2 separate regions of the Homo sapiens genome follow, and region 2 is linked to region 1. The links are chromatin loops, found by intact Hi-C in ENCODE. Cell type or tissue: ascending aorta. All regions are shown on one strand.

Region 1 (2,500 bases):
AGCCTAGGATTTAAAGTTTAAAGCCTTACTTAATGTACATATACATACAATTTTGTGAATATCACTCAATGCACATGCTTATAATTAAAACACTGTGTATGTGTGAATACACAACCACATGTCCAGAGTTTCCAACATGAGGTCCCACTACCCTTGTTGCTATGAAGCCACAACAAGCAGCTATGCACATTTCACTATGCCTCAACTTAAATTCAAAAATGAAAAGCAAATGTAGTAGTTGCTAACATATGTTTCAAACTCCCTGAGTGGGGTAGGGGGTGCGGGTTGTGGTGAGTTAGCTCTTGTTATTCTTAAATCCTATCCAATTAATATTTTCTTAGGAAGCTGCTTCCTCATATTCCAAAATGCCGATATAACTATCAGTGCCCTTTTCAAAAAACCCAAAATGGCAATTTTTTAAAAATCAGTACATTACATAAAATTTAAATATCACTATAGGCCCCATATCTTCCTATACAACTCTATCTAGGGCTTTCCAAAAGCTGCTGTCTCTATCATCATTACCCAAGTTTGTAAGAAAGACCAATATCCTTGTGAATTCACACTATGAATTCCTTAGGACATGGTATAGTGAGCAGCTGCAACCTCAGCATTTAGCTCCATTCTCAATGAGCACATCTTCAAAGAGAGCTTTACTTAATGCCACGAAACTGAAGGAATCAGGCTCATGGCAATATAAGAAGAAATTCTTTGTGATGTGGAAACAGATGTCCCCTAACATTTTTCAGCATGTGACATCACCTTCTGCCTTGGTACACATAACTTTTTTCAGTAAGCTTAAAAATAATTTTCACATGAGTTTAAATACCAACCCCAACCTAGTTGCAATTATCATTCCATTCACATGACTCCAAGGAAAGCCTGTGTTTCTTTAAAACGTCCTTTTGTTCCTGCTGTGCAGCCTATAAAACCTTACAGTAATTAAAAGCTATTCCTAGCCAAAGCAGACTAACATTTTATATTACTTATAAATAACTAGTTTCTGCTCTTTTCTAGTCAGAAGAAATATTTTGGCAATATATCACATATCAGCTTGGCAAAGCCAAGCAGTAATGGGAAGCCATGCAAGACATGTGTCCTCAGTGTCCACGTCAGGCACTGTGTAAGGGATCACAACCATCAGATTGAGGGTTCATATGCATCCACCTGTACTCACAGCTGTGCCAGGAATGCTACTGTGTAGGCAAGACCAGGTAGAGCTGGCCAGCCAGGTGCTGGAGGCCTAAGCCACTAGGCAAATGGTGACAACTGCAGAGTACTTGAAAGTCGTAAGAATGAAGTAAATATCTCAGAGTCCAGGGAAATAACTTGAGGCAGAAATAAACTCTAAGTTCAGGGTCCCAGTTTCACTCACAAATCCCAGTGGTCAGTTATCAGATCACTTGACTGGCGTTAGCAGGAGAAAGATAAGTGCTCCTAGATCCACTGTGAAACATGAATTACTTATCCTGTTTACTGACTAAAACATAGCAAAGGATCATGCTCCTACATGCTGTTGCAGATCTTCGCATTCCCTTTAAAGTTTCCCCTAGTTATTTCAAGGAGTTCCCTGGGGCTTCATCAAGTATTGCAAATGGCTGTCACTTTCTTCCTCTTCTGCTCCGACCCACCTTGGTAATATTTTCAGCTGCTGCTTCATTCTCTACAGACGTTGAGCAGGCCCCTCACTTATCCCTAGGCACTGACAGCCCTGTCTCACACCCATCAGTATTTCTCCAGGCTATCACTTGCTCAAAACGGTCCCTCCCATAGGAAACTGTGGCAATCCTGATGTATTGAATCTTCAAGATGCAAAAGAGACACTTCTCTCAGGACAATGTATTTTGTGTAGAAGTAATGGGAATGGCACTCTTCTTTTTAAATGATATTTATTTTATTAGAAATAATAAAATCTTTCAGAAAGGCTATTAACATAAGTGTTTTATTATGCTATTATTTCATATTTTCTTTATTTTTCCCTCACCTCCTCATCTACTTCTCCTTATTTCATCTACTGTATGTATCCTCCCATATTTTTCTGCATACTCATAATAGTCACATATAATATATATCATGTAAATGTAAACAAAAATAAACATACCTAAATACATTTTTCATTATTAGTTTTTTTAAAGTGGAATTATGTTAAATACTATTTCTGAAACATCCTGCTTTTCCCAATCATGCAATATTTTGTGGTTCTTCGAAGTCTGCTTTTAGAGCTCCAATTTATTACATCCTTCTTTTTTGTAAGGCTTCATTATATCACCTCATGTGGATGCATCAGAATTTATTCACACATTCCCCTACTGATAAGCCTTCATTCTTTCTAATTTTTCACCATTATAAGCAATACTCAACCACGATTTTCCATATATCTTTAAGTCCTGGTGTTTTGTTTCTATGAGGTTCAAAATTAAGAGTAACATTGCTGGATCAAAATGTACACTTATTTTCATTTGAATAATTGCTGGCAGATTTTTTTAAAGGATGCAAAAAT
Region 2 (2,500 bases), 440 kb after region 1:
GAAGGAAAAAGGATCTTCCCTTTAAAGATCGTTGAAGTTAAGAGTTAGTAACGATCTTAAAGGATCTTCTCTTCTCCCATTAAATCTTAACTTCCAGTCATTTCTCTAGGGCAACAGGCTTAAATTATTTCTCATCTTAAAAAAAACAAATAATAACAATATCCCATGGTGCCTAACTTCTTTAGAAAGTTGTGCATAAATATATAAAAATATACCTATACCTACATATGCGTATGCATACAGAAATATATATACATATATATATACATACACACACACATATTCAGCCATTACTCTTCCCTCATGGAAATGTTCTTAGGTACCCGTTATTTTTTCTTAATAGTATATTTGGATGTTCAAAGTAAAACTGTCATTTAACAACTATTAAGTACCTACTGAGTTCCAAATACCACTCTAGATATTGGGAAACAAATAAGGTATAATACACGCTTTCAAATACATTTAGAGTTTTGTGGGGAAGTGTTCTGGGTTGAATAGTGCCCCCAAAACTTTATGTCTACCTGGACCTCACAATGTGACCTTAATTGGAAATAGGGTCTTTGCAGATTCATTGAGTAAAGTTAATATGAGTTAGTATAATAAGAATTGATATAAGAATGGTTTCAGTTTAAATAAAACTCTTTAAAATACTGATACATACCAGTCCTTCTCTGTCAACATGGTTGTCCTAGATAAAAAATTATAAAGGACATAACAATGAAGATGGGGATCAGGGAGGAAATGGCATTTCATTAGTTCCTCAGTGGTTGATAAGCCTGTTCTTATACCTTGTATTGCACTCATTCATTTAACAAAGTGGTTGATCATTCTGACTACAGTATAAGAGTTTTTAGTGAGGTTTCCAGCCATCCCTAAAACTTTAAAACATAATACTAAAGATGTGTGAAATAAAATTATCAGTCACATATCTGATGAGTTTCCATCAGACAAGTGAGCAGGCCACTCAAAGCCTCTTCAGCCCCCTTGCTTTCTCCTCGATTATCCAAGCTTTACAAAGTCAAACTGCATATGGAGTGCTTTAATCTTTGAACGTACGGCTGCATCAGACCTTTCCCAGCTCTTCTCACACTTTTAATGGATCCAATTCACCTCCTTTCCAAGGAGCATGTCTAGGTAAGTGACAGGGTGACGATAATGCCTTGGCCACACAGGCCTCAGAAAAGAATGGTGACTAACGATTAAATGCTTAGCATGCCAGCCCACATAAACCACAAACCATGAAGCCAGGGATTAAGACTCACTGGCAGCACATCGCCCAGGAAGTCAGCTTTCAACTAGAACTAAATCAGTTTTAAATAACAACATTTCTTGGGTCTCTTCCATCATCATATTGTGCAACTTTATACTTCGGGTTTATTTGGACTAAAAATATAAAAACATCTAAACCTACTTTATAACTGCTATATATTGACGTTAAAAGGAAACCAAAATAACAATAAAAGACACCAGGAAATTGGGACTTCTTAGATAAACTTAGCTGTGTGGTATTTTGCTTCCCTTTCACTAGAATTAGAAAAATAAATGGCCCACTTTCTAGAAGTGGAGAGTGAAAGGGAGGGAAAGAGAAAAATTGAGAGGAAGAAAACATTTAAGTAACAAGAAAGCAACAGGATAGGAAAAATATCAAGTCTTCAGAATAGTAAGGAAATGGAACTCTAATAATGTTAAAGAATGCAAAGATGATAAGAAACCAGCTACTCTTGGCATCGTATGAAAAAGTGTGAGAGAAGAACCTGAACTATGTGCAGCTTGCATGTAGTCACTGAGTCCCCCCTACTCCCCTGCCCTGGCCAGTTTTTCATTTCCTCTCTGATATCATTTAAACTTCAAAGACCATCCATCACTCCTTCATTGAGAAATGCCTGCTTTCCCAGAAACAACACCAGGGCAGCTTTTTATGCCATTACTGGCATTTTATCAAAGTAAAATTTCCATGGGTTTTTCTCTCAGAGGCTATTCCAGGGCTTGTTTTTTCTACAAAAAAGGAAGGCAATTTAAACGTGTGTGTGTGTGTGTGTGTATTTCCAGTTCTATCTATATCTATATTTCAACAGAATTACAATTTCTGTAGGAATCAAAATTTGAATAAAGTAAATAATATACTTCAAAATCTTTATTATAAACATTTCATTGACAATATAGAAAGGAAATTGATACAGCATTAGCAATAAAAATTTTTGTGGCTAGTTGAGCTCCTGGGATCACCTCCTGCCCCGATCCGTGTAGCCAGCAGCTGCCTCTATACGCTTTCAAGTGCTGTGCCTGCTGCTTACAACTCTCTTCTCCTCCTACCACCACAACTCTGTCAGGTCACTGTTCAATTGTTCTCACATCAGAGAGCCCCTCGCCCTTATTAGTTTATATAAAATAGCAACCACCCAACATTCCTGTTTTATTTTTATCTTCATTCTGTTACATTTTTACCCATAGTGTGTCTCTTCCACTGATATCATATTGGCTTATGAGTTTTTGGTCCACT

The links. A loop is a pair of places that touch in the nucleus more often than their neighbours do. Peaks named below come from ENCODE experiments on the same cell type or tissue, not always from the same donor. Only the 100,000 strongest peaks of a DNase experiment are listed, where the experiment ranks them.
Region 2: a loop joins it to region 1, with 2.3 times the contacts of the local background. A loop is called at or near these places in 2 of 110 quality-filtered maps.

Annotation. Positions count from the first base shown.
Region 1 is chr4:142,378,702-142,381,201 of GRCh38, forward strand. The region is part of intron 7 of INPP4B (inositol polyphosphate-4-phosphatase type II B); the gene reads right to left. Among named protein-coding and RNA genes, the nearest start is that of INPP4B, 470 kb to the right of the region's middle. In ascending aorta, no CTCF peak of the experiment used is centred here; a DNase peak (open chromatin) is centred at 1,129; H3K27ac peaks cover 1,894 bases.
Region 2 is chr4:142,816,421-142,818,920 of GRCh38, forward strand. The region is part of intron 1 of INPP4B (inositol polyphosphate-4-phosphatase type II B); the gene reads right to left. All of the region lies in intron 3 of USP38-DT (USP38 divergent transcript), which reads right to left. Among named protein-coding and RNA genes, the nearest start is that of INPP4B, 29 kb to the right of the region's middle. In ascending aorta, no CTCF peak of the experiment used is centred here; DNase peaks (open chromatin) are centred at 1,221 and 1,831; H3K4me3 peaks cover 834 bases; H3K27ac peaks cover 1,847 bases.